2 separate regions of the Mus musculus genome follow, and region 1 is linked to region 2. Evidence: chromatin loops called from intact Hi-C (ENCODE). Cell type or tissue: gastrocnemius. All regions are shown on one strand. Each heading gives the region's core, and the rest is flanking DNA. Links, peaks and the distances in the headings are about the cores only.

Region 1 (15,247 bases), core at 7,614-10,113, 400 kb before region 2:
TAGATATTTTCTTTTCATTTCTTTTTAATGTTATCAGCTGAAATTGTTTTTCTTTTCTACACTATAAGAAAATTATCTCAATGAGTGCAGACTCTCTCTCCTCCTCAGGTCTCCTCTACGTGCCTTGGGGGAATTTTCTTGGTGTTTTTCCAGCTCGTTTAGACTTAATGTAGATCCTCCTGTGTTGGGGATGCATGTTGGTGGAGCTATATATAGGGTATATTAGGATGATGACTTTGTGGTCCTAATTTATCCCTTACACTTTGCAAAGAGGCTGTCAAGTATAGATAACTTATCCTTGTGACAAAAAATGGGAAAAGAAAGAAAAGGAAAGGAAAGGGAAGGGAAGGGAAGGGAAGGGAAGGGAAGGGAAGGGAAGGGAAGGGAAGGGAAGGGAAGGGAAGGGAAGGGAAAGGAAAGGAAAGGAAAGGAAAGGAAAGGAAAGGAAAGGAAAGGAAAGGAAAGGAAAGGAAAGGAAAGGAAAGGAAAGGAAAGGAAAGATTTGTGAATAGTGTTAAGGCCTAGGTAAAATATTAAGGCCTAGATGGAATGTTAAGGCCTAGGTAACTGTCACCTGGCTAGCCTGCCATTTTGTGCTGTTACCAATTTTATAAGGAAACTCTCTCATGCCCAAGTTGATTATAGATTCTGTTATGTTCTGTGCCCTTGGAAATCAATCACGATAGAAGTCAATAGAATTCTTTGTATAGCTTGGACCTTAACCAACCACCCAGCAGCACTTCCTGCACCTGTGTATAAGCATCTATGGTCTTTGATTTTATAAGCTGCCCTTGGGATGGACCCCAACATAAGAGGTGCATGCAACAATATAAGAAACTATTTAGAATAAGACTTCCATTTTGAGTTGGTGTTGAGTAAAGTTTAAGCTCCCAAGACCTCCCTGGGAACTGACATCCTACTTGACAGAAAGAGACATGAACATGGGTAACTGATATCCTGACTGGCAAGTAAAGACATGAATGTTAGACAAGTCCTGTCCTAGTTGACAAGAAATAAATGTTAAACACTACAAGTCCCCTCCTACAGTTGACTACCCCAAGGATAATGCTCTCAGGATAAGTATGCAGCAGAGACCTGTTCCCCAGGAAGTCCCCTATCCCTAAGTCCTGATTGACTGAATAACTTGGTACCGATACTTGCAGATCTCTGGCTTAAAAAGTCCTATAGAATCTTGACTCAAGGTCACAGTCAGATCCAGAGTCTGACCTGTGGCCCTGATTGATCAGTCTTGGGTGTGGCATTTAATAAACCATCGCTGTTTGACTGAGATTGGTGTCTGAGTGGTTTGTGAGGTGATTCCAGGGACCCCACAATTGTATTCATGGACGTCATGGATAAAAATCCAATTACCTCTCTTTCTCTATATCTTTTGTTTCTGTCTGTCTGTCTGTCTGTCTGTCTGTCTGTCTGTCTCTCTCTCTCTCACACACACACACACACAAGCATGAATGAGTGCACTCACTTAAATACACACACAGGCACATGTGCTAGTGCACACACACACACACACTGCACACACATGTGCACATGCACACACAAACACCTCCTTCCTTCTCTCTCTGTAGGTTGTACCACTCTTCTTTTCATATCTCACACATGACTACAGATGCTCACTCAGCCAGGCTCTCTGTGAAGCAGATATTGAGACGGAGTCAGGAGCATGAGAGATGTGCCAGGTAATGCCTGTGGCAGAGAAAAGTAAGAAAGGAAACTAAGTTGGATAGAGAATACTTAACTTCATAGCAAGATGCAAATGAGAAGCCTCCTCAAGAAAAATGGACAGGATGAGGGGATTAGCAGAGTGACCACATCAGACCATGATACATGCGTAATGAAATTCAGGATGATCCAACGGGGATCAATATGACCTGTTAGAGCTGCGGAGAAAGGCTGAGGCCCCAGCACTTCTGTGATGCTTAGCTGTCAGTGTGGAGAACATGTGGCTTCATCTCCTATTTGAACAGAATCTGAGGACAATGACAGGAGGCTGGAGGCCTGCTCCATTGTTTATCCTCCTAATTCCATTCTCTGCTCAAAGGAAACACTGAGCATTGCAGTCTGTGGACATCAAGGCCACCAGGAATACCTAAGTCCCCTTGAGGTAAGAATTGCTCATGGGAGAGTCTATGTATACCTGGCCCTTAGTGGCTGAGTAAGAGTTCTGGCCCCAGAGAGTGAATTCATGGTTTACAAAATGTCAGTGTCTCCTTAGACACCCACTATGCTTTAGATGAGGGGATTGGCATTTGTTCCAAAAGCCATTGTCCTAATGATGATGCATAAAGTTTGTGGGGTGGAAGTCTCCAAGAACAACAATACAGACAGTATTTTATCTACTCTGGTATCTAGAGCTATGATGAAATAAGAGAGAGAGGGGAGAAGAGATGGGGAGGAGGAGGGGAGAGAGAGGGGTAAAGAGATGGGAAAGGGAGAGGGGGGCTTGTATGGTTGCATGGGTGCCCCCTGGAGCTGTAGTTACAGGCTGTTGTGAGCTGCCTCATGTGGCTACTGAGAACCAAACTCAGAACCGTTACAAGATCAATCTTAGCCACTGCCATCTTCACAGCCCGAATGAAGTCACATTTGTAATCTGCTCCCATGGGTCCAGGTCTGGGTATAGGCAAATAGAATCTCAATGCTGGTTCTCATTGCTGCTTGAGACTTCTTCCAAGTTCATTTAACTTGTCCAGTGACAGGATTCGGTTCCTTGAGATTGTTGGACGGAACCTCAGCCCCTTAAGCCCCTTCTCCATAGACAGTCCACTGTGGCTATTGCTTGTTTTCTGAACTGGCAAAAGAAACTCTCTATTGCTTAAAGGACATTTTGTCTGGCTAAATCAGCTCCCTCAGTGCGAACTCCTTTTATATTTATTGTAATACATCGCAACACTGGCTCAGTCAGTAAAAAAGCCTGTCTCACAATCATGAGGGCCCGAGTGTGGATCCCCAGTACCCACATCAGAGCCTGGGGTGGGGGCCACATGCCTGTAACTGGAATGCTGGTGGCTTGGAGATAGTTGGCTTCTCAGAGCTTTCTGGCTAGCCAGAGTATTGAACCAGCGAACCAGGGGTTCATTGACAGACCTTGTTGCAAAAGGCAAGGTGTAGAGTACAAAGAAAGACAGCTGATGCTGACCTCTGTCCTCTAAATGCTCTGTAAGTAATACTCCATATTTTCAGATCCTTCTAACAGTCAAGCAGAAGGGGTCACATGGATGTGTAGGATATGTACCAGGAGAGAAGTCTTGGGAACTATTTTAGAATTCTACTTGCCATGGTGTTATAATGGTTTGCATATGCTTGGCCCAGGGAGTGGCACTGTTTGTAGGTGTGGCCTTTCTGGAGTAGGAGTGTCACTGTGGGTGTGGGCTTTGAGACCCTCATTCTTGCTGTCTGGAAGTCAGTATTCTGCTAGCAGATTTCAGATGAAGATGTAGAACTCTCAGCTCCTCCTGTACCATGCCTGCCTGGATGCTGCTATGTTCCCACCTTGATGATAATAGACTGAACCTCTGAACCTGTAAGCCAGCTCCAATTAAATGTTGTCCTTGTAGGAGATGCCTTGGTCATGGTGTCTGTTCACAGCAGTTAAACCCTAACTAAGACACGCAGTGTTCAGAATCTCCAAATTACCAAGAAAAGCTCTGATCTACCCCAGATGGGATATCCCAGCCAGGTCCTATAAACTTATAAGCTGAGCCCCAGGGACATGGTCACATGCTATATGCAATGGCCCCAGAGGGCTCACTGCCATGCTTGAGAATTAGCTGGGATCAGGAGGATCAGATGGACTGGGAAGAAGCCAGAGATACAGGCCACAGGCTGATGTCCACTCATCAAGGAGTCTGTTCTCCAGAGGGAAGGCAGCAGAGGAGTAGTGAGTGGAAATGACCTCAGGCAGCAAAGAATAATACATGGTCACGTGACCTCTTTAATGTTCCCTTAAAATCTTCCACAAAGTAAGCTAATCCTATAACTATGTTATATACATAAACATTCTACTAACAAATCAAAACAACACAAAACAAATAAAAATTTAAGTGGGAGGCTAGTAAGATGGCTCGGTGGGTAAGAGAGTTTGTCACACAAACCTGATGACCCCGGCTCTATCTCTGGAACCCACAGAACAAGGAGAGAACCAACTCCTGACAGTTGTCCTCTTATAAGCACACAGTAGCATGTGCACACACCCCGTCTCCCCCACGAATACATACAATTATAGTTAGAAAATGTGAGTGGGGTAATAGGCTAATGAGGAATGCTTTGTGTAGAGTTTTCTTGGGGAAGAGAAGAAAATGGTCTAAGGTTGTATATTCTTATTCCAGGTATGTCTGTAGAAAAGGCCTAGTAGCCATGAGACTCCTGATCTATGAGCACAGATCTCTTAATACTGATCCCATCAATAAGAAGCTGGGCTCACTAGAGGGTGTAGATTATTTCAGGTTTGGAACACTGAAGATCTCAGGCCACCTAGCAAATCTTGTTATGTTTAAAAGCGGGAGTTGAGACAGAATAGGAACCAGTGAAAGGCCTTGCCACCTGCAGCCCCTTCACATCAGAAACAATGTTGCATGTTACAGTGTCAGATGCTCTCACGGGCTCCTATAAAAGGGAGTGCTGCGCAGAAAGAAAGGGTCTGCCATTCAGGTTCCCTAGGGGTCCTGCAGATGCTGCTGGAGGTGGGGATAGAAGGGTTGCTGTGCACACCGGTCACTGGGAACGGCTCAGCAGTTTTATTGACCCTTTCAAGTGGCATTATGCCCATCATAGACTTTTTTTGTTTGTGTTTTTAATCTTAATTTCTGTATTGCAGAGCTCTTGAGAGTTCATAATCACAGACACATAGCCCATTCATTCGTAGGCAAGCTGAGTATCTTGTATTCAAAATGCTTGGAACCAAAAATTATTTGTACCTCATTTGGAATAGATAGATAGACAGACAGATAGACAGACAGACAGACAGACAGACAGGTAGATAGATAGAGGTATCTTGAGAGTAGGACCCAAGTGTGAACTTGAGATTTTTAGTTATACCTTATACACATAGCCATAGAACTTTACACAGTATTTTAGCCAATTTTTGCATGGAATAAAGATTGGTAGTGTGGGATTTTCTCCTAGTCTCGTGTTGGTGGAAAAAGTTTCAGATTTGGGGGCATTTCAAATTTCACACTTTCAGATGGACAAGGTCTTCCTCTATTGTAGCCTTTAAAGGGCCCCAGATCATGATGTGTATTGTCTCGCTCTCGCTGAAAGTGAGTGTGCCATAAATTCCCACACACTTGTGCCAGGAAGTGTGGAAAACAGGGTTGTTCTTAAGCTGATTAACCCAGGTGCCCATGAACCCAGGTGTCTGTTTGTTCTTAGACCAAAAAGGGGCCTCACTGATTCCATTTCACTACTGAGATGCAAAGCTGGAGTCCTCTGAGGAGGACATTTCATTTTTTTCTTTCTCATAGGGAGTAACCTGACTGCCCAGCCTGTAAAGCCCATAGAAATACTCCCTGGGGAACTCACCTGATTGGTTGGTGTTTGGTTGTTTGTTTAATTGGTTGGATGTTGGTTGGTTAGTTGATTGGTTTGTTGGTTAGTTAATTGGTTGTTGGTTGGTTGATTGGTTGTTGGTTAGTTAATTGGTTGTTGGTTGGTTGATTGGTTGTTGGTTGGTTGACTGGTTGGTTGTTGGTTAGTTGGTTGGTTGTTGGTTGGTTGATTGGTTGTTGGTTGGTTGATTGGTTGGTTGGTTAGTTAATTGGTTGTTGGTTGGTTGGTTGTTGGTTGTTTGTTTAATTGGTTGGATGTTGGTTGGTTGGTTTGTTGGTTAGTTAATTGGTTGTTGGTTGGTTGATTGGTTGTTGGTTGGTTGACTGGTTGGTTGTTGGTTAGTTGGTTGGTTGTTGGTTGGTTGATTGGTTGTTGGTTGGTTGATTGGTTGGTTGATTGGTTTGTTGGTTAGTTAATTGGTTGTTGGTTGGTTGGTTGATTGGTTGTTGGTTGGTTGATTGGTTGGTTGGTTAGTTAATTGGTTGTTGGTTGGTTGGTTGTTGGTTGGTTGGTAGTGCATGTGTTTATGGTAGTGCATGAAGACTTGTCACATGTCTTCTCTAGCTTTTGCTGCCTCTCCAAAGCTACCTTTGTGTTTTGTGCTCAGGGCTCAGGCCACATGGACTGTTTCAGTGAGTCCCTTGCTTGGATTCCTTGTGGAATTGGCAAGAGACAGACTATGTTGTTAGAGACTTTAGTCTCTGAATCTCAGACAGGACACGGGGCTTGTCTATCTGTCTCTCCACTGAGGGTCACAGCTCCTGCTCCACTGGCCTTTCTCCAAAGTGCTCACTCTGGATTACATTAGCCACCTCCTCTGCTCAGTTTGTCTAGGCCTCAAGGTTGTAAGGGTTCTCTTTCTTACTAACCCTGGAAGGATTGTATTCTCCAGACCCTAAAGGCTGCTGGCTCTCTGCTCTTATTGCCCCTAAAACCTGCATTGTTCCTACATTCCCAAGTTATTCCTGCTACTATACATGTTTTATTTTTGGAATTTCTCAGTTTTAAGAGGCCCTGTTTCCTGCTGGGAACCCAACTTACATACTCTTCGATCTTCCAGACTTCAGTTAGTGCCAAGATGGTCCTTCATCCTTATCTCAGCTGTAGAGACCTGGAACAGCAACACAGAACCAATGCCTTTTTGGATAATATCAAGATGTTTCTGTAAGCTCAGAGGGTGGTGAGGCTCTCTCTGTCTGATTCGCAGAGGGGAAGGCTATGCACTGCTCCTCGTAATCACATGGCTGCCTGGAATTGGAAAGCACAATGTTGTGTGTCACCAGTGCAGGAAAAACAGATGTCTAATTTCTACTGAACGGGAGTGCCTTTACACCGTCATCAAGCCAAACCGCAGCAAGTCCTGGACCACCTGTGTTTGTGTTTCTAGTCTAACAGAAATCTACTCAGACCGGCTTTAGGGGGAAAAAGAAAAAAGAAAAAAAAAAAGCTGTATCCAAACGATCTATGTTATTTTCCAAGACACAGTGGCAAGCCAATAACAGCTTGGGAGTTGATTCTCAGCCATTTTTTATTCTGTCTATAGGGAGTTCCCAACTCTAAGGCAATGCTTTTTGATGAGTCTGAATCCTCTAAATAAAGGGTCAAGGAGACACAAAGACACCTGTTTTATCTCGACTGTCTCAAGGCATGCTGGGAAGTATTCACTGTGTGCCTCAAAAGAAGTACAAACAAACAAACAAACAACCCTAATATCCTGGGATTCCAGTTCCAAATTACCTAGGCAAGCTGGTTAAGAGAGGGACAATTTCTTTGGGATGGCTTCCGAGGACTCAGTCCACAGCAATAGGGACCCCTGTTTTTGCACCTATTGTGGTGCAAAACTTTATGGTAGGTAGGAGAAATATGTGGAGGAGGAAGCTGTTCATTCTTTGGTGGACCATAAAGGGATAGGGAGAGGATTCCACCCCCCCCCCCAAGACCTACCCCCAATGGACTACTTTTTCTAGCGATGTGCCATCTTCAAAAGTTTACAGGAACTCTCAAAATAGCGCCACTAGTTTGTGACCCACGCCCCAGCATCCGAGCCTTGGTGGGACACACCCAACTAATCAGGATTGAATAAGGACATCATTCCTGGCTTGGGAAAGGAGAAATGGTGTGAAATCTCTCCTCCAGCGTTCTGGGGATAAATTTCTTACCTTTAGTTAACTGGCTTCTTAGATCCGATCCCAGAATCCTGCCACAAAAAGGTGCTTTTGAAACAACTCTTTGTGAGCCTAGTGGCTGGAGGTCAGTGCTGGAGATGGTCACGAGGTGCGTGGGAAAGATGCAGCTGGGCCACCGACCCACAAAGAAGAAATTACAGTGTTTAGAGAACACCTGGGTAGGCTGCAAAGGCAACGCTTTTTCTTTCTCTATTTTTTGAACCTCAAAGGAGCCTTATACACTCAGTGCATTCCTTTGCAGTGTCTTATTGGGAACCGGGATCGGACACTGTTGCTTCTCTTCCCGCGCTCACTGAAATCTTTCTCCGTTGGTTCTCTCTTCGCCGTACTCATTGGTTCTTCTACCCCGCTGTCTCCAATTCCACACTTTCTTTAACCCGACCTCTCAGCTGAACTCTGTTGTGGAAGAGAGAACTCAGAAGGCCCTGGAAACCACCACGTGTGAACTACAGGTACTGAGTATTTCTTTGGAATTCCCCTCAGGGTTGAAAAAGCAGACTTGAGGTTCTCAGGATCAACGGCCCAGACGCCCAAGAATCATGTTACCAACTCCAAAGGGCTTCTGGTCAGATGTGGGAAGGAACTTAGACAACCATTCGATCCTGGCTGATAAGGACAGCTCCGTGGCTTCAGCATCGAGTCAGTACTTTCCTAAGTCTGGCCTGGTCTAAACCAGCTCCAGAGCTTACGGTGTTATCCAGTAACAGCCAGCGTTTTTTTTCAAGACCCCAATGAACGTTTAAAGAAACATGGCAGGGCAACCCATTAGCTTGAAATGGGTCTGTATGAAATCATCTTTCCTCCAAAGGACCTTGGTCTTTTTTTGAAGATACTATATTCTAAATATCATCTAGCTCTGACTGAACATTTACTGTGCATAAGGTTCTATCTTATGCATTCCGTGTTCTATTTTTCTAACCTCCTTGCAAATCTGAAAGGTGTGTTTTCCCATTCTACTAGCAAAGAGAGAGAGAGAGAGACAGAGAGACAGAGAGAGAGAGAGGGATAGAACGAGTGTCTGAGAGATTGTGACTTGACATTGGCTCAGGTGGTAAAGGGCAAAGTAACGACCCCACTGTGCTGCTTAAGTGTTTTCTTTGATCACACGGCTTTAATATCTTTATGGCCACACTTATGCAGGGTACACATATTCTTAGCTTGGTAGCTTTTCGATCAGAAAGCAAGAGTTCAAAATCTATCCTTCAAATTTTTCCTGTTCCATCTTTTCTCCACTCACTCAGAAAGTCTAAGAGTTGCTTGTTCCGAATTAGTTAATTCTCAAGAATCAGCCTTCCGCTCCTGAAATTCCAGTCTCTGCCACCAGGTGGCAGTCACAACATTTAAAAAATGAGCCGCTTTAGACCACAGATCACACTAAATCTGGATTTGGTTTCGTAGTTCACTTTACATCTTGAAGAGATCTGCTTCTTTCTCGTCTGAATTAACATATTCTGCTACATTTAAAAATATATAGACATTCAAAGGAGCATATGACATGTTAGAAGCCTTTCTTCATAGAGGAGTGTTTAAAATGGACCGAGACAGATGCTGCATACGTACTGGTCTCATTGGAGGAGTGTAGACAGGGTGATTGAGTATTTAGTGGCATAGTCAAAAGCACTCTTCTGTGTCCAGAAATTCAGAGTTTACTCAGTTACGTACCATCTGAATTTCACCAAGCTGTTCCTCCCAGAAAATTAGTTTTACCAGATTCATAGATAACAGCTAAGGAAAAGGACTGAAGGGAACGTGTGTGTGTGTGTGTGTGTGTGTGTGCCCATGTGTCTGTGCAAGTGTGTACGGAGGCCGAGGTCAGCCTTGGGATTGGGTTTTAAATCCTAGGACAGTTCTTAGATACTTTAACCTCCCTGTTAGCCCACCACCCACCAGAGGCAGTGGGAAAGAAAGGGTATGGGGGAAGTGGACCTGTTTAGAAAGGTTCTTGGAGCAACTCTCGAATGTGTTGTCTGGAAATTGGCAGTTCAGGTCATTGGTTAGCAGGCAGCAGCAGCTTGATCCATTCACAAACACTTCAAGGATACACCAGCAGTCCAGTTCAGAAGAGATGGGTTAGCAACAGGGGCGACATAACCTAGCCTCAGCTTGAGTCAGCAGGAGGGACCTGCAGAGACACCAGGAGAGGTTCTCAGCCGAGCCTCTCTCAGGGAAGCTAAGATCAGTGAAGACACAAGATCTATAAGAGTTGCACAGCTAGCTGTACCAGCAAGCTAAGCTCTCCCTCTCTCTACCATTCAGTGAGTCCTGTTTATACCCTCCAAACATCAGGTGTCCTCCACATGTCTTGCCTCAGCACAGGTCTTGCCTCAACACCTGTCTTGCTTTAGCAAATGCATCCTACCAACCCAAGTCCAGGGAGTCCCAACAACTGGAGCTGAACTACACAGTATGAGGCAGACCAATACGTGTGTGTTGTTAGCAAATACTCCTTCGTCACGTGTCCTTTCACGTGCTTGCTCTAGCAGAACATCCTCCCTCCTGTGTCTGCTTCAGTGAAACTTTCCTTCGTGTGTTTGCCTCAGCAAAACACCACCCAACACAACCGACTCTCCAAAGAACCCTTAGCATTCCCACTGCATACTGGCTTTAAAGAAAACATCTGAAACAGACTAGTGCCCACAGAGGGATCAGACTGCATCCACTAAGGTACACCAAGACCTCTTGCCAATCCATTCTTTCAGGCAGGCCAATAGTCTGGTTTTTAAAAGCTGTCTTTCTAAAATGAATTCAAACCCATGGCAGCCCCTGGCTGGTTCTACTCCTCTTCACCCAGGTTATGTGAGACTGTAACTTGAAGGCCATGATTAGTTTCTGAAAAATTATGGCTTATTTGATATCTTGCCACTGACTCTTGCTGCTAAGCCTAATCTCCTTACCCTTCACCTCTTAATCCATGGGCTGAGCCATGCTTCTGTCTGCCTCTCCCACTCTGTCCTCTCACCTGCTCAAAGTCAGACACAGCTAGTCAAAGTCAGAGAAATCAAAGGATAAATTATACAGAAGGTAAATTTACCCCGAGACAATACAATTTGGCCTCTACTTTGCCCAATACTGTTGAAATTTAAGTGGGCATATTTTAGCCTCTCATTTGTAGTCAACCTAGGACTAGGAAATCAGTTCAGGGGGTTACGAGCACCGTCGTCAGAGGGTCTCTGTGTCATAAACCTGAATGACCGTCACCAGGTATGCATCTGTGTCCTCAGTGGCTCATGGTGGCAAACATGTTTCTTACAGATGTGGCCAGAAAGAGAGAGAGAGAGAGAGAGAGAGAGAGAGGGCACAGATTTGAGTTAACACCTTTATTCTAGGCTAGAATCTAATTTTTTCCCTTGAAAAATAATTCCTCAACTGGCCTTTTGATGATCAAAATATAAAGAATTGATTTTCTCTTTAAGACAACTTCTTAAACAACTAACCAAGCATTGGGCTTCCTGCTCTGATTCTGAACTCTCACACTCCAACCGAAACGCCCTCCTTCTTATTTTAAAGTCTGCATTACAGTGGTGCAGGTGTCTTCGTCTTCTGGAATCACGATGCTCTCTTTGGCTCAAGCACCCCAGACAGAACATTCCATGGCTCTTTCTAGAAAACTCTCTCGGACCCCGAGTACCTGTAATTAGCATCCCCTACATGATCCACTGAGTCACAGAAGTCTTAGTAAGCAATTAGCAAAGGAGACTAGGTAGTGTGCCTCATCTTTTCATTACTGTCTCTTTGCCCCATCTCTAGGGATAGTTTTTATTTTCCACTAGAGTTCTTGCCTATCTTTCTCATTAATACGTAAGGCCACAGACACACCTATGACTATAGAGACCCCACAAACCATTGTACAGTTATGCAGTATCTGAGGTTTTATATAATCTCTCTCTATATGTACATCTCTGTCCTATCCTCTCTCTCTCTTTCCATAAAAACTAGGTTTTTTTTTTTTTTTTTTTTGCCTTCCTGAGAGTAATACAGCTTTCTTTGAGAATTAAGGAAGCAAAGTTCAGAAAAGTTACCCTACATGTACCCTTAAGATAATTAGAAACAAACAATCAACAACTAGTATATATTCCTTTCAAACATGGGCAGCTTGAAGAAAATAAAGATGATTAGACTGTCATTGACATAGCTGATGGTGGAGTTATGGGTAGTCTATTGCAGGCCTGTAAAGCCTTGAATGTAGCCGGAGCTGGGTGATGAGGCAGGGATGTACTTCGGTGGCAGAACACTTGCCCAGCACCCAGACTCTATTTTTTTTTCTGTTTTTTTTTAATTAGGTATTTTCCTCGTTTACATTTTCAATGCTATCCCAAAGGTACCCCATACCTACCCCCCCCAATCCCCTACCTACCCACTTCCCCTTTTTGGCCCTGGCGTTCCCCTGTACTGGGGCATATAAAGTTTGCAAGTCCAATGGGCTTCTCTTTGCAGTGATGGCCGACTAGGCCATCTTTTGATACATATGCAGCTAAAGACAAGAGCTCCCGGGTACTGGTTAGTTCATATTGTTCTTCCACCTATAGGGTTGCAGTTCCCTTTAGCTCCTTGGGTAATTTCTCTAGCTCCTCCATTAGGGGCCGTGTGACCCATCCAATAGCTGACTGTGATCATCCACTTCTGTGTTTGCTAGGCCCCGGCATAGTCTCACAAGAGACAGCTATATCTGGGTCCTTTCAGCAAAATCTTGCTAGTGTATGCAATGGTGTCAGCATTTGGAAGCTGATTATGGGATGGATCCCTGCATATGGCAATCACTAGATGGTCCATCCTTTCGTCACAGCTCCAAATTTTGTCTCTGTAACTCCTTCTATGGGTGTTTTGTTCCCATTTCTAAGAAAGGGTAAAGTGTCCGCACTTTGGTCTTTGTTCTTCTTGAATTTCATGCGTTTGGCAAGTTGTATCTTATATCTTGGGTATCCTAAGTTTCTGGGCTAATATCCACTTATCAGTGAGTACATATTGTGTGAGTTCCTTTGTGATTGGGTTACTTCACTCAGGATGATACCCTCCAGGTCCATCCATTTGCCTAGGAATTTCATAAATTCATTTTTTTAAATAGCTGAGTAGTATTCCATTGTGTAAATGTACCACATTTTCTGTATCCATTCCTCTGTTGAGGGGCATCTGGATTCTTTCCAGCTTCTGGCTATTATAAACAAGGCTGCTATGAACATAGTGGAGCATGTGTTCTTCTTACCGGTTGTGACATCTTCTGGATATATGCCCAGGAGAGGTATTGCGGGATCCTCTGGTAGTACTATGTCCAATTTTCTGAGGAACCGCCAGACTGATTTCCAGAGTGGTTGTACAAGCTTGCAGTCCCACCAACAATGGAGGAGTGTTTCCCTTTCTCCACATCCTCGCCAGCATCTGCTGTCACCTGAGTTTTTGATCTTTGCCATTCTGACTGGAGTGAAGTGGAATCTCAGTGTTATTTTGATTTGCATTTCCCTGATGATTAAGGATGTTGAACATTTTTTCAGGTGCTTCTCTGCCATTTGGTATTCCTCAGGTGAGAATTCTTTGTTCAGCTCTGAGCCCCATTTTTTAATGGGGTTATTTGATTTTCTGGAGTCCACCTTCTTGAGTTCTTTATATATATATTGGATATTAGTCCCCTATCCAATTTGGGATAGGTAAAGATCCTTTCCCAATCTGTTGGTGGCCTTTTTGTCTTATTGATGGTGTCTTTTGCTTTGCAGAAGCTTTGCAATTTTATGAGGTCCCATTTATCGATTCTTGATCTTACAGCACAAGCCATTGCTGTTCTATTCAGGAATTTTCCCCCTGTACCCATATCTTCGAGGCTTTTCCCTACTTTCTCCTCTATAAGTTTCAGTGTCTCTGGTTTTATGTGGAGTTCCTTAATCCACTTAGATTTGACCTTAGTACAAGGAGATAGAAATGGATCAATTCGCATTCTTCTACATGATAACCGCCAGTTGTGCCAGCACCATTTGTTGAAAATGCTGTCTTTTTTTCACTGGATGGTTTTAGCTCCCTTGTCAAAGATCAAGTGACCATAGGTGTGTGGGTTCATCTCTGGGTCGTCAATTCTGTTCCATTGGTCTACTTGTCTGTCACTATACCAGTACCATGCAGTTTTGATCACAATTGCTCTGTAGTACAGTTTTAGGTCCGGCATGGTGATTCCACCAGAGGTTCTTTTATCCTTGAGAAGAGTTTTTGCTATCCTCGGTTTTTTGTTATTCCAGATGAATCTGCCGATTGCCCTTTCTAATTCGTTGAAGAATTGAGTTGGAATTTTGATGGGGATTGCATTGAATCTGTAGATTGCTTTTGGCAAGATAGCCATTTTTACAATGTTGATCCTGCCAATCCATGAGCATGGGAGATCTTTCCATCTTCTGAGATCTTCTTTAATTTCTTTCTTTAGAGACTTGAAGTTCTTATCAGGAATTCAAGCCCATACCTAAACATGATAAAAGCAATCTACAGCAAACCAATAGCCAACATCAAAGTAAATGGTGAGAAGCTGGAAGCAATCCCACTAAAATCAGGGACTAGACAAGGCTGCCCACTTTCTCCCTATCTATTCAACATTGTACTTGAAGTCCTAGCCAGAGCAATTAGACAACAAAAGGAGATCAAGGGGATACAAATTGGAAAGGAAGAAGTCAAAATATCACTTTTTGCAGATGATATGATAGTATATATAAGTGACCCTAAAAATTCCACCAGAGAACTCCTAAGCCTGATAAACAGCTTCAATGAAGTAGCTGGATATAAAATTAACTCAAAGAAGTCAATGGCCTTTCTGTACACAAAGGATAAACAGGCTGAGAAAGAAATTAGGGAAACAACACCCTTCTCAATAGTCACAAATAATATAAAATACCTTGGCAGACTCTATTTTTATGTAGCACATCTTGAAGAAGTTCCGCGGCAGCTGCCTCAGTCTTGGCCAGTGGAAGGACAATGAAAGGGTGCTCTAGTTGAGAAATGATGTGCAGTGAGTGTCTTTGCCCATTCAATAGCATGGTGTTGATTAGATTCATTCTTTGTTTTCTGAACCTTAATATGAAATAGTTGAACGCTTTGCATTTTGCCCTCTGCTATTGACTATTTCTGTCAGTCCTGAGCTCCCAGGCTCCCTCTGAAGTTGCACAGTCTTCTCGCTTAGTCATCCCATCTCATTTTGCCGAGTCAGATGTACAAACACCAGCTGATGTGGTTCAGGTGTCCTTTAGGCACAAAAGAGTAAAAAGAACGGAATAGGATCCGAACTTAGCTGGAGTTTAGTAGCTGTTTGAAATTGATTGATTTCTCATAAACCAGAGTTAGAATCGTCTCTCCCCGAATGGAATTTTCAGGCAGAGGGAGAGGCTTGTACTGAGATGATTGCACACTTTGCAGGTCACACGGTGTGATCTTCAAGCGCTGCTTCTGGTTTCTACTTTGTGTTTTGGGGTGAACAAGGCAGACAGGCCTGCCAAGGCTAAGGGAGCGTGCAAGTGCGATCCCTGCCTGGC
Region 2 (15,247 bases), core at 5,081-7,580:
TTGGACACAAAGGTATAGAAAAGAAACAATCTTTAATATCTATAATAATTAAATTCCAGCCACGTGGTAAGGCGGAAAGTACAGGGAGACCCCTCTGTACTGGGCCAAATAAGTTCATTTGCTCATTAATGGCTCTGAGGTCATGGAGCAGTCTCCACTTTCCTGACTTTTTCTTAATTACAAAAATTGGAGTATTCCAAGGTGAGGTAGAGGGTTCAATATGGCCTAGTTTTAATTGTTCCTCTACCAGTTGAATCACAGCTTCTAGTTTTTCAGAGGATAGGTGCCATTGAGGAACCCACACTGGGTCCCCTGTTTTCCATGGTATGGGTCGTGCTGCCCCAATGGCCGCTAAGGAAAACCCAGACCCTGTCTGTCTTGGTTTCCATTAGGTGAGATGGGCTCTATCCTTCCCTGTTCTTGATGTCCTAACCCTTTTCCTTCTTTATAACCCATCTTTGCCATGATATTTTTTGCTTTAGTTGAATACCCTCCCGATGGGGCGTTTTCATTGGACAAAATAAGGCCCAAATGCTGCATAATATCCCTTCCCCAGAGGTTAACCGGGAGTGGGAGCACATAAGGTATGAATTTCCCTTGCTGTCCTTCAGAGGATTCCCACGTCAAGGCAATGGAGCTTATAGTGGGACATGATTGATATCCTAGGCCCTGTAATGAATGAGATGACTCTGTGGTGGGCCATGCTTTGGGCCACCAATGTGTAGAGATTATACTTTTATCTGCTCCGGTATCAAGGATGCCTTCAAACTCTTTTCCGTTAATCTTAAGGCGGAGCTTAGGTCTATCATTTAAAGATACAACCAAATAGGCAGAATCATTTCCTGAGGAGCCCATTTTCTTTATCTCAGGTCCTGCAGATTTCTCCCTGGTATTATCAGGGAGGAGCAGCAGCTGAGCTATCCTATCTCCTTTACTAATAGAAAAAACGCCCTTAGGGCTTGAGCACAGGACCTGTATTTCAGGGGAATGTTGACAATCCATAACTCCAGGGTGGACTACTAAGCCCTGCAAGGTGAGTGAACCCCGGCCGAGAATAAGGCCCATGGTTCCCGGGGGCAAGGATGGTATAGGCTCCACTGGCACCGGCTGAATACTCATTTGAGGCATTAATAGGAAGTCGGAGGCGGCACGCAGGTCCACCCTTGTGGGTCTTCCTGGGTCGCCTCTCTGACTGCTTCCTGGGTCCTGACAAACCGGTTCCCATATCTTTGAGGGCCCTGGGACCGAGGGCCCGATGACCCGTTTTTTGGCACATAAGCTGATTGACTATCAGGTGGGGGAAGGACTCTGCCCTTTATATCCCTCACAGAGCGACACTGGTCAGCTCTATGATAACCCTTGCCACACTTAGAGCAAAGAGTGAGAGTCCCTCCCTGTTTATCTGGAGCTCTGCAATCTTTCTTAAAATGCCCAGGCTTTCCGCAATTAAAACATGTCCTCTGATCATTTCTGCTCATGGAGCGGTTCTGAGATTGGAGGATGGCGGCCGCTAAGCCTGCATTGGTGAGAGGTCCCCCAAGCTCTCGACAGACCCTGAGCCAGTCTTGTAAGCCTTTGTTCTTTCTTGGGGCTATGGCCGCTCGGCACTCCTTTGTGGCTTGCTCATAGATTAGCTGTTCTATCAGAGGCGCAGCTTGCTCTGACTCTCCAAAAATACGCTCTGCTGCCTCTGTCATTCTGGCCACAAAATCTGAGAAGGATTCCTGAGGTCCCTGGATTATCTTTGTTAACTGACCAGTGGTTTCACCTGCTCGGGAGAGCGCCTTCCAGGCCCTAATAGCCGTGGAAGAAATCTGGGCATAAGCTCCCCAATGGTAGTTTGTTTGATCAGCAGAATAAGCTCCCTGACCCGTTAACAAGTCAAAAGTCCAATCTCTCTGCTCTGGAGTCAAAGCAGCTGCGTTTGCTCGGGCCTGCGCTTGTGCAGCTTCGTGCCAAAGCGCTCTCCATTCCATATATTTGCCCATACTAGGGAGAGCGGCTTTTACAACCGTTTGCCAGTCAGCAGGAGTTAGTGCCATGCCGGCGAGCCTGTCTAACTGCACCAAGGTAAAATTAGCATTGGTTCCGTATTTACGGACCGACTCGGCGAGTTCTTTAATTTGTAAGTATTCTACCGGAGCGTGGACACGCCCACCCTCGGCTCCTTCAAAGACTGGAAATGCCTGTTGTATTTTCCTTTGTTCCTCTCTGGGAATGAATGAGTCTGCGCACTGCCTCTCTGCGCACTGCCTCTCTGCGCATCTCTCTGCGCATTGCCTCTCTGCGCATTGCTGACGCACTACGCAGGGTGGGGGCTCCGCATAGGGCGGACCTTGAAGCCGACTGCCCTGAGGCCAATCAGCAAACTGGCCTTCGCCAGCCGCTTTTGGCTTCCTTAACTGATTAGCTAGCACTTTACCTGGCTGGTACCCTTTTTTCTCATAATGAGCTGCTTCTTCCTCCCAGTCTGTTTCTTCAGAGGAGAATTCTTCATCTGCTTCAGAGCTACTAAGAGCTGGCTCCCCGAGCCCATCCAGCGATGAGCACAGGCTCCTTTTCCTAGAGACCTCCGCTAATTGATCTTTCTTCTTTTCCCTTTTTCCTCTTTTTCTTCTAATCTCTCTCCAGGTATTCCTACCTAACCTTAACTTTTCCTCGGGTTCAAGACCCTTGGAAAGGCCTGTATACTTATTTTGTGTACCATATTTCCTCTTTGTTCCTACTCTCTCTCCCCACTTTACTTCTGATAGCTTGTCCTGAATTTCATCTAGAATCCGCCCTGCCTTAACCACTTGATAACATGTGAAAAGGAACAAAAGGGCTCCTAACACCAGAAAAAATTCAAGGCCAAACATATTCCACTTTACTTCTGATAGACTGTCTTGAATTTCCTTAGAAAGTTCAAGGCCAGGCTTACCTCGTAAAGCTATACTCACTGGTACTCTCGTTCCCCAGCTGAAAAGTTCTGAATTCATACAGTTGAATCCTTCTTAACAGTCTGTGTTGTGGGAACACTTCATAACCGCGACCCGCAGTTCTGGTTCTGGAATGAGGGATCTTCCTTGCACCAGTCCCGAGTTTTTTCTCGTCCCGGAATTCGGCACCAATTGTTATTAGACGCGTTCTCACGACCGGCCAGGAAAGACGCAACAGACCAGAATCTTCTGCGGCAAAGCTTTATTGCTTACATCTTCAGGAGCCAGAGTGCAAGAAGCAAGAGAGCAAGAAGCAAGAGAGAGAGAGAACGAAACCCCGTCCCTATTAAGGAGAATTTTCCTTCGCCTAGGACGTGTCACTCCCTGATTGGCTGCAGCCCATCGGCCGAGTTGACGTCACGAGGAAGGCAGAGCACATGGAGTGAAGAACCACCCTCGGCACATGCGCAGATTATTTGTTTACCACTTAGAACACAGCTGTCAGCGCCATCTTGTAACGGCGAATGTGGGCGCGGCTCCCAACAGCCTAGCAAACACAGAAGTGGATGCTCACAGTCAGCTAATGGATGGATCACAGGGCTCCCAATGGAGGAGCTAGGGAAAGTACCCAAGGAGCTAAAGGGATCTTCAACCCTATAGGTGGAACAACATTATGAACTAACCAGTACCCCTGAGCTCTTGACTCTAGCTGCATATGTATCAAAAGATGGCCTAGTCGGCCATCACTGGAAAGAGAGGCCCATTGGACACGCAGACTTTGTGTGCCCCGGTACAGGGGAACGCCAGGGCCAAAGGGGGGGAGTGGGTGGGTAGGGGAGTGGGGGTGGGTGGGTAAGGGGGACTTTTGGTATAGCATTGGAAATGTAAATGAGCTAAATACCTAATAAAAAATGGAAAAAAAAAAAAAAAAGACAAAAAGGCCACCAACAGATTGGGAAAGGATTTTTACCAATCCTAAATCTGATAGTGGATGTCATTTATAAAGATGACACTCAGGTTTGCCCCTTGGCTTCCATGTACATTTTCACGTGTGTGCTCTCACCTGCCCATACACATATACATGAACACACACACACACACACACACACACACACACACAGAAGCACATGAACACACATATATTAAAAAGTAAAAAGTTATACTTTTCAAAGACATTAAAACTACCAAGAAGAGAATGGAGTACCCAAGTGTGGAAAGATCTAGAAATTTACATATTTAAAAATATTACCGCACCACACAGACAGGAGTGGATTCTCTCTGATTGAGGCTGAAGCATTTGTGAACCTGAGCTCAGCCCATAGGCGGGTCTTTCACCCTTGGCTAGGCCCATTTTAGTCTAGCAGTAAGGTCCCTGTCACCTTCCTCGGGGTCAGCTTTAATTATGTTTCACAACACCTTTTATGATGATGGTGATGGTGGTGGTGGTGGTGATGATGATGGTGGTGGTGGTGGTAATGGTCATGATGTTTTCTGTCCTGTCATTCTTAGACATTATCCCTACTTCATGGTAATCTCTTTTGATTTGAAGAGAAATCTGTTTTGGTCCCTCTGCTTCTGCTCTGGCTTTGTTCCTTGGCTCTCCAAGGGATTCAAGGAGAAAGAACATAGACAGAACCCCCTCAGCTTTTATAAACTAAGAGGTGTAAACCTCGATCAGGAGAGAGATTCACAGATGCAAAGACGACGACCCGCTTGGTTGGCTGCTCATGAAGCGAAAATGAAAATACATCAAATTATTATTTCAGCCACTTTTGGCTATAGGACAGTCTTTTTGTTTTGATTTGTTTTAAGATTTATTTTAGTGTGTGTGTGTGTGTGTGTGTGTGTGTGTGTGTGTGTGTGTGTGCAAGTAGCCACAAAGGTCAGATGAGGCTATCAGATCTGGAGCTACAGGTAGTTATGATCTATCCAACATGGGTGTTGGGAACCAAGCTCAGGTCTTCTGCAAGGGTAGCAAGTGTCCGTCCGTCACTGTGTTTCACCTCCTACACGACAGTCCTTTCGTTAAGAATCACTAGTCTCTTCTTTCACCATGTTTAGAATCCAGAGTTCATATCGGTGATGTGTCATTTACCAGCACTAAGAACTTCAGTTTCGGTTTCAACTTACCCAGGGGACACGGTCACGGGCTTTAAGTTTCCTCAGAAAAAGCAGCATGTAGGGACAAAGGAGGAGAAGGAGGTCAGAAATCATATGGAGAGAGACAGACAGACAGACAGACAGACAGACAGAGAGAGAGACAGACAGAGAGAGAGACAGAGAGAGTCAGAGACACAGAGACAGAGAGACAGAGACAGAGAGACAGAGACAGAGAGACTGAACACTGAAAGCTCATGGTATGTTATACACTTGAGGAATTTGGCTGCAGAAGCCTTCATATCTCACCTGATTATCGCTTCTTCTTGTGCCGCCACCAGGAAATAGCTCCCCACTGAAGGAATGCAGAAAATGTTGCTATCATATGGCTTTATGGCATTATAGAGGTCAAACCACCTCTGGCATTCCCAAGGCCTTAGTTCATAAAAGGAGGTAGTCCTCAGAGTCCCTCCCAGGTCTGACATTCCACAATGACTTGAATCACTGGGCCATTCATTGTACCTAAACTTTTACAGAGCCCTTGCAGTAGCCCAGAGCACACAAAGATGACTCTCTTCATAGCCAAGATGGGGATTGTCCTAATCGTCCCATTTTGATAAATTCTAAGGGTCAGACACCCTATCTTCCGTCTATATTGTCTCGGAATTGAGTATCTTCCAGGCCACTGGCTGGAATGTGGACCTGTATACCATATGTGGTGAAAATCCACATAGCTGGTCTGAATGGTGGGCTGTTTCCCACAGACCCACTCGTGAGATTTGCATGGAGGTCCCACACAGAAGCCCGGCGCTGAGTCACAACACTCCTGTGTAGCTTATGGCATTCAATACGTGAACTTCTCGGTGATAGGACAACTAGACATTGTCTCCAGCACCCTCCCCTGCTGAAGAGCCCGGGGTTCAGACACAATACCAACAGGCCCCAGGCCTCGTTAGGGAAAGCAGCAATTCTGCTGAATATGCATGCTAACACAAAGCTGCCTTCTGGATAAAGAAACGTAAGAAGCCACACGAGACATTTGGGGATCTCTCAGAAATGCAGAGAAGAGAGGAAATTGTTGAGCTGAGCTTTCCAAAGACCCATTTATCCCTGTTTTGCTTTCCCCTTCTTCAACCCACATATATGACTAAGTCCTACTTTCTCCCTGCAATTGGGTGAGAGGAGAGTCCCAGGGAGAACACCTCTCAGTCATGCCCTGCCGGACCCCTGCCTGCCCTACTCCAGCCCCAGCCCCAGCCCCAGCCCCAGCCCCAGCCCCAGCCCCAGCCCCAGCCCCAGCCCCAGCCCCAGCCCCAGCTACCAGAGTTTGTGCTCCCTCAGACATTTCTGAGGCCTGCTGGCTTTTCCACAACCCTCTCCCGCCTGCTTGTGATCCACGTGTCTCTGGTGCCACCTGCAGGAAGTAGAGCGCAGCTGCGTTCCTAACCCCGAGGTAGTCCTGATGGAGAGAGAATGAGATGTATTGGATACAGTTACATGAAGAGGTCTATTATGAGTGCTCAGAGATGCTGAAAGGTTTCGTGAAAGGTGGAACAAGAGATAGAGGAAGGCTGATAATGCCATTTGAAGGATAGAACCACCCTAGATGGGAGAAGCATCCTTACCTCGTCCAGAGACTGAAATGTCATTGTCATGCCCAGAATGGACAGACGGCTTGCTAAGAGGAAGAAAGACCAGGTGTAAGGACCGCGCCAAAGAGTTGGGATTTGACAAGTATCTCTTGTAGGGTAAAAAGATCTTAAGATTAGGGAAGGGAGTTCTAGAATTCGGACTTGTCTGGGAAAAAAGTGAGGGAGGAGGAGAGAGGGGGAGAGAGGGGGAAAGGAAGAGGGAGGAGAGAGTTGGACAACATCCAAACGCAGGGAGGGATTTGCTAAGAAAAAAGCAGAGGTGCACTTAACCAGAGTCTGTTCACTACTCCAGGTACAGGGCCCGGAGCTCAGAAGCCTCTACTTTCTCTATGCTATGAGAAGCACAGAGACCTGCCAAGTGTGCGACGTGGAACACTGGCCTGGGAGATTTGGACTTACTTTGTCTGCTCTAAAAACAAACAAACAAACATCTCACCTCTGGGATGGTGAGACTACTTGGTGGTTAAAAGCACTTTTTGCAAAGCCCAATGATCCAGACTTGATCTGCAGGGCCCACACTGTGGGAGGAGAGTGCTGACCCCACAAGTAGTCCTCGCCATCCCCTGCATGCTATGGCGTGCACCCCCGCCCATTAATGCAAGTTTTAAAACTAAATTTTAAAAAATCCTGCCCTGGGTCAGTCCTCTATCTTGTCTCTGTGTCTGATGCAGGATTTACACTAGTGAGGATTTTACTATAAAGCCTCCAGATAACCACTAAGACATATTTAACTTTGTGGGCGGCATTTTATGCAAATAAGCAAGGGTGGGTTTTCTATTCTGTAGAAGTTCCAGGTCCTGTTTAAGCACTCTTCGTACTATGTGTGTGTGGGAAGCCACATGTGCCATTGCAGGGTGGTGCTGGCTACCGCTGGCCACCACACATACATAGGCAGTAAAGTTTTTTTGCCAAGATGAGGTTTTGAGAATTAACCAAAATTAACCAATCAGATGAGAAACAAGTTAACCAATCAGATGAGAGACAAGTTAACCAATCAGATGTAGGCATGCAAATGAGGTGGTAAGCACAACCCATGCATAACCAATCCAGGTGTGAGACACGCCTCTCCTAGGCCTATATAAGCAGCACCAGTTCTGGGCTTAGGGTCTCTTCGCCTCTGCAATCAAGCTCTCCCAATAAACGTGTACAGAAGGATCCTGTTGCAGCGTCGTTCTTGCTGGCGAGTCAGGGCACGCGCAAGATATGTGTATATAGTGTGTGAAGTCCTTAAAGACCCTGGAGCTGATACCCTTGTGCAACTGTGTTTTGAATAAAGCCAGCACAGTGTTAAACATAAGGACAGGCAGTGCTGATCATGGGTTTCTGACTGTTTCTGGGTGGCTTTTAGTTTTATTTTTTTCTGACTGCTGTAACCTACGTTTTTTTTTTTTTTTTAAGTAGATTGCCTTGAATAGATTGAAGTGTTGTTAATAATGATTAAAGATTAGAGACAAGGAATTATCCATGGAGATTTAGATTGCCATTTAGAATCCAACGTAGTCAGTTATATGTCCATGAATTAATGAGGTATGCATCACTACTAGAATGAATACTGAAATAATGTTATACATGGTAGTCATGAAGTGTCTACGGGTTGTGGTGTGGGTATACTTTATGGTGTGTATTTAAGGTCCGTGAGCTGATGCTTTTGTTGAGCTTATTTTGATCCGCAGTGGGGGGACTCGAGGTACACACCTAGCTGCTTTCACTTTTTCCTTCTGTTTCTGTGGTAACACATACTACCGTAATCTCTGTTATATAAACATCTTTAATCAATTTGACACACAGACAACATGGCACTGACTGTTGCTAAAATAGAAACAAACCATGATATTGTTCACTCATGGTTAGCACCCATCTTCCTTTCAATGGAGACTAATTGGAAGTCGACCTTGCAACTTTGTCTCCAAACTGCCAAACTCCCTCACAACAAAAGACATTTCAATGCTGGGCCAGACCCTGGTGGCACACACCTCTAATTCCATCTGCCATCAGTGGATCTCTGTGTTCCAGGAGAGGCTGGCCCCATAGAACAAGCTCCAGGGCAACCAGAGCTACACTGAGAAACAGTGTGTGTGTGTGTGTGTGTGTGTGTGTGTGTGTGTGTGTGTGTGTGTGTTGTGGGTGGGAGACTTTCAAAAGTATGCACGTTTCTCCAGACACGTGTACAGTGTTTAATTCACTTAGTGGCTCTCTGGGATAAATACTATTAGTAGCTCTGTCTTCAGATTCTGCGGGCCCTGCAGTTCTTACACTACAGACTCACTTTCTTACACAATATTCTCTTCCAGGCCAGTTCCTCATTTTAAATGCACACATCCATCAACACAGTGGTTGATGTCAAATTCCAAATGACCACAACCCCTAGTGTAAAGTCAATTTACAAAACACCTTGCTTCCTGTGGTCTGAACTCTTGGAGGAAGACTCTGAAAGACACAGAGAGCACATAGTGAGTGCCAACAGGATGTAACCCCATATCATATATGACAGCCCTAATCAGACCCCCTGTATCTGGGAAATTGTGGAGACTTGTGTCTTTTTACAGCTTTGCTCATTGGCTCTTGGCTAAACAAGAGTCTTGAGAAAAGAGATGTTTGAGCCTTATAACAGCGAATAACTAATACACAAGTCTGAAATACAATATGCAAATGATTGTCGGTTAAGGGTAATTTTTCCTCCCCAGAATATAATTAGCAATTGGAGATTATTTACTGTCATGTCTGCTGGCTTTTCGTGGTCAAAAATATTGATAAATACTCTGCACTGTGCAAGATAGAGATTTCATGTCACAAGAATGATATCTGGTCGGAGATATTAGGATATTTTTTCCTGCAGGAACCCTGATACTCTGTATAGACAGTGAACTCTATCTACTTCTGGGATTCCAGATGGGGAATACTGAGTAGGCCCGCCCTCTAGTGGACAACGTGAATAGTGCAGCTGAGTATTGTCTTTGCAAGAGTTATTAAGTATGTCTTACCCTTTCCGGGTGCTGTCCTTCTCTCCCCACCCCCACCCCCGACCCTCAAACACACATTTAGACATTTACTAAAGCATGAAGCATAGGCCCTCCATGCTGTCTGCTATATCAGCGTGGCTACCTGTACAGGTCTAGCCAGCACAGCGGCAACTTCCTTGTTCTCCTTAGAGTAGCAATGAGAGTAGCCACACCCCGTAGCTGCTCCATCTTACCACTGACTTCATTCCCAGTCCACTGGAGAACGGAGGTCTGCTGGATGGTTTTCCATCAACTTGCGCTGCCTCAGAGAGTTGATGTTCAAAGTCAGCCTTGAGAAAGAACAGCTCACGTGCCTCTTCATTCCACCAGTAACTCCATCATTGGCACTGCAGTCTAAATCAAGGCATTCAGCATCGTTTACCACCCACATACGCAAAAGCCATTGTTCCTTCCTAAGACCACACGTGTTGCAGAAAGACCAAGGCCTGCACATGCTGATTCAAATTATTACCCATTTTCTCTAGCGTCCTCTCTTTGCCTACGTGTTAATTCAACTGGGAATGTTTATTCTAGATTAGCCTAGCCCTTCACATGAGAAACCATCCAATCAGGTTTGTCCATGCTTCAGCCTTTGGGCTGCCTGCATCCCGCAATAGCTGTGAATATGTCCCAACACATCTGTAGATGATATCATATCAAAAGTTTAGATGCCTCTACTAACATCAGCGTTTGAATCTAAGCTACTTTCTCATGGCAGCGAGGAGGAAGAAACATCTCAAGCTCTCCAGAAACTAAAAGCTAAAGTTGAAGAATTCACAGAGCCATCTTAAAGAATAATATACCATTGGGGCTGGAGATGTCGCTTGATAATAGGGAGGATGCTTAGCCAGCAAACAAAATGCTGGTAATGATGGCGGCGGTGGTGGTGGCGGTGGTGGTGGTGGTGGTGGTGGTGGTGGTGGTGGTGGTGGTGGTGGCGGCGGCAGCGGCGGCGGAGGTGATGGTGGTGAGAGACCTAACCGATGATGTGCTTGTTTCAAAATAATTTCTCCAGTTTCTAGGAATCAGGACTTTAAAGGCTGGAAGTACTGCTCAGCAGTTAAGAGCACTAACTGTTCTTGCAGGGTTGCTGAGCCGGGTTCCCAGCATCCACGTCAAGTGGACCACAAACATCGGTTAACTCTTGATCCAGGGGCATCCGGTGCCTCTGGCTTCCGGCTGGCACCCATACACAAACACATCCACGTACACACAATCAGAAATAATCATTCTAAAAAGGAAAAGACTGGTTTCCCAAGGAACCGCCGAACGATGCTGGATCTTGAAACAAGCTGTGCCACTTGGGGGCGCCATTTGTTTGATGAAAATCTGGTACCTTAAAGTGTCATCTTTGACCGAGTCCCATGCCCAGTGCATGCTATGAAATAAAACCGAATTTAGAGCTCACTTCTAAGAAAAGAAACAGAAATGGCGGTTTAGTCTGTGTTCTAGTGGGGTTAGGCAAAATTCAGTTGACAAGCTCTCAATTTCCTTGTACAAAGCTGGCTTTATCCAGTCAAATGAAATAGAAGGCTGTTGTGTTACAAAAGAGGCTCTGTATATTTGGACAGAAGAGACAACAAGAGCAAATTGCATAACAGGCATCTTCTCACTTACAGGCATCTTCTCACTTACCTAAGCCCTTTGGGTTCTGTAGGGCTACGCCTTCTGCTTATTTGGCTGTTTAAGCTCTTCTAAAAACAAAACAAAGCAAAACAAAACAAAACAAAACAAAACAACCTGATTGTGACCTTAGCCTCTTGAACAAGCATTGTTTGTCCAACAAAGTTTCAACATCTGGCCAGAAATAGCCAAAGAGTCTAGGGAGACTTGAAATCCCCAAATATTTTTGAGGGCTCTGCAGAGGGATGCTCAGACACAGCTCTTTTAATTTGCTGGAGTATTTGACGGAGATAAAACTTTATGACTGGTGAACTTCAAGTGAAACTGCCAATGGAGAGTATACCTGAGAGCTAGAGAAAACAGAAGAAGCATCGTTGACCCAAATGGAATTTCCTTCTCTTGGCTTCAACCTACCTCAGTCTACCTGGGCTTCCATTACTCATGGGAGCTCTGTGGTCTCCTTGACTACAATCCCCCCCCCCCGCCCCGTCAAAGATCACTCCATAACCTTTTTTTTTCATGGTGTATTGCTCTATTTAATTCAGCATCTTGCATTCAATTTTAAGGCCCCTACAGACAGAAAATGTTCTATCTTCGTTATTTTTTTTTATTTATTTACCAGCCCAGGAAAATATCAAAACATGATGAATGCTTTCAAATTTACAGACTTATCTAAAAAGAACCGAGAGAAGAAAGGGGGAAAAAATCCCTTCTATTTGTTTGTTTGTTTTTGTTCACTGAAGGCCTTACTGTATAGCCTAATTCACCATCTTCCTGCCTCAACTTCCTAAGAGCAAGATTACAGGTATGTACCACTGGGGCTGGCTCATGTTCTTGTTTTTAAAAGAAGATGATTTCTACTGGTCAAGAAACTTAATTAGTGTTGAAGACTTAAGGAGGAGACTGTGGATGTGTGTGTGTGTGTGTGTGTGTGTGTGTGTGTGTGTGTGTGTGTGTGTGTGTGATCACAGCGGATCTGTATCAAGTCATATAATTGAGGAATATCCTTAGAGGGAGAACATGACACTGAGAATTAGTGACTTACATCAGATGCTGACTCTGTGCAAACCACTTTAACTTTGCCATCCTTACATTCCAGGGAACTTGCTGGGAAAGAATTAAGCACCCCCTTGAAGGCCTGGTAGGAAGAAATGACAGCTGAGAGTCAAACTCTGAGGCCATCAAACCCAGAGGATGGCTCCTCTGATCTGGCATCCCTAGGATGATGGCAATGGGTCTCTTATGCTGCTGGCCAAGAAGCTCAGGAAGAGCTGAGGGTACAGTCAGTGCTATCCGTCACCCTCCCCTCAGTAGCTCAGCGTTTGACAGTGGCAAGAGCACCTGCCCCTCCCTTCCCAGGAATGATCAGGGCACTGAGATCCTAACTTGCCAACAGCTTAGGGTTTGCCTCTCTTCCTCGAGTCTCCTCTTACAATCAGCTAACTGCTTTCTGGCTGGTGTTGCATCTGACCCCCTCCTTGGGTGTCTGTCAGTTTCTTAACCATCAAAAGTGCTAATATTTGTGGAATTGTTCAGAAGAGAGAAGGGGAGACTACACAGGAGTGAGGCTGAAAGGAAGTGTGGATTCAGTTAGCCATGGGAATGTAATAGCTCTCACTTGGTTTGCATCAAGACTAGGGGAAATCTTCACTACATTCTAAGGTGTTTGACAACAACAACAGCAACGACAACAATAACAACGACAACAACAACCACAGCGGTTGTTAGAGTGGAATAAGCCAGGGAATATGTTCTGAAATTTATTAATTTATTCGTTGGAACATCTTAATAACTTACTACACTACACTCACTGGCAGCATCAAAAGCTCAATATACTTCTAATAGTTTCTCAGCTGGATAGCCAACCACAAGCCATCACAGCGTAATGATGGGGTGACTATCCTGTTACACCTAGCTTTCCCTGAAGATGGTCTGGTTATCTGCCTGGAAATTTGACTGTACCGTTAAGGTGGTCATGTGTCTGGAATCATAAAATGTAGTCCTTTGTCCTCTGTCCAAAACCACAAGATTATTTCGCAACACATCAGCCCACCATTGAGCGCCTGGAAGGCTTATTCATCGAAAGAGAGACGTGTTCTGAGCGTGGCACTCCAAACGCAGCTGTCAGACTCCAGGTTCAGCCAAGCACTGGCGAGATTCCAGTGCATATAGCTGCCGAGCGGATCTGCAGTCAGGCAGTAAGTTAGAAACCCAGCAGTGGGAAACCATTCACCAGTGTGTCTACGCAGAAGACTCCAAAAGGCATCATGGGAGAAGAATGGCTAAGCTTACGCTCTCAGCAGCACTCTCGGGCAATGGCCTGATGGGAGAAAGTTGAAAGGGATAAAAACTGAGCCTAGAAAGGAAATGAGAATGGATAGAAAGGAAACAGGCATGCAGCTATTTCAATTTTCCAAATAGGCATTGATTCTGGAAGGAGAGTAGAGATAAGGAATGTTTGTACAGGGCCGCGGTGCGGCGGAAGACTGACAGCACAGTACCTCTGGAGTGCAGGACCCGTGCCCTTTTTCCCAGTGAAGATTCCCGTAGTTCTTCATGATGCCCCTGCCTGGCTCCACCACCACCCCCAAACCCTGCAACCCCCCGCAACACCTCCACCACCGCCCCCGTCTCTCCCCACAACCCTTTCTTCCTTTTCTGTTCATCCTTATGTGACAACCTAAACTTCCCCAGTTCTTTCTCCGTGTACATCTCTCTTTACAACACCAACTGAATTAATAATTTCTTCTCTGCCTTTGCCATTAAGGTCAAAACTCCATCAGCACACGGCCCCTCCTATACCTTGAGCTCTTAGGAGAGGTCCGGAAGCAAAGACAGAGTAATAGGTATCTTTAAAAACTGGATGAGATACGTATTTGGGAGTTTCCTCAGATGGGCTAAATGAATGCCATCGCTGGAAGATGCAATTTCAGAAGCAGAGGGAAACGGTCTGTGGGCTTTGGTTACTTTTGCCGTCATTCGGGGGCTTCGTGTCAAGAGAAGCCAGAGTGGCTTCCCTTCAGAGGCTGCTATGAGATACCTCACATTGAAAAAGGAGTTGTTGCTCTACAGAGTACCTCATCAATGGATAAAATGGTACTGATGCTTTCTTTCTCACAGGTCAATGGATGGGACATTGAATTAAGACTTGCCGGGCATGGTGGCATACGCTTTTAATCCCGGCACTTGGGAGGCAGAGTTCGAGGCCAGCCTGGTCTACAGAGTGAATTCCAGGACAGCCAGGGCTACACAGAGAAACCCTGTCTCAAAAAAAAAAAAAAAAAGACTTGACTGAAGTTCTCAAAGTATCGACTGGGGTGACTGACTCAGCTCCCTTCACCTGGAGGATAGCCTGGGCTAGAAGATCGGAGACAGCTTCAGTCATATCCCTCCCTGTGTTCTCTATCTTTTCACACTCATTCTTCTCATAGTGGTCTAGCCTGTGCACCTTTACAGCATGAAGTCTGACTGAAAAAAGAAAGAAGGAAAATCAAGTTGTCTAACCTCCTTAGGGCTAGACCTAGAATTGGCTAAGTATCATTTTTCCTGATTCTGTGTTTCAAATCATGTAACAGTGTCATCCCAAGTTCATGGAGGGAAGAAAGGAGATACCCACCTCTCTTGATGGATGGAATATCATGTGCACCCAGGGAGAGAAGGGAGTGATTGCTGCCATATTTGGAAATGCCATTACATCCCGAACTATGTGAACACACCACAGTCTACATTGTCATGTGGTTCTCAGCCTTCCTAATGCTGTGACCCTTTAATACCGTTCCTCGTGTTGTGTGACCTCCAACCTTAAAATTATTTTTATTGCTGCTTCATAACTTAATAACATAATTTTGCTACTGTTACAAACTACAATGAGAATATCTGATATGCAGGATAGGTGACGTGTGACCCCTGTGAAAGTGTCCTTTGACCCCCTGCAAAGGGATCTCAGATTGAGAGTGCC

What was found. Peaks named below come from ENCODE experiments on the same cell type or tissue, not always from the same donor. Only the 100,000 strongest peaks of a DNase experiment are listed, where the experiment ranks them.
Region 1: a loop joins it to region 2, with 5 times the contacts of the local background. A loop is called at or near these places in 12 of 42 quality-filtered maps.

The regions. Positions count from the first base shown.
Region 1 is chr13:113,663,732-113,678,978 of GRCm38, reverse strand. Gm34586 (a long non-coding RNA gene) reads right to left here. Exons shown (of 6, transcript XR_382933.3): 2 at 7,725-7,858; 3 at 6,607-6,813. Among named protein-coding and RNA genes, the nearest start is that of Hspb3, 7.7 kb to the right of the region's middle. In gastrocnemius, for the core only: a CTCF peak has its summit at 9,059 (motif pointing right); a DNase peak (open chromatin) is centred at 9,068.
Region 2 is chr13:113,261,160-113,276,406 of GRCm38, reverse strand. No RefSeq gene overlaps it. Among named protein-coding and RNA genes, the nearest start is that of Cspg4b, 24 kb to the left of the region's middle. In gastrocnemius, for the core only: a CTCF peak has its summit at 6,455 (motif pointing left); a DNase peak (open chromatin) is centred at 6,426.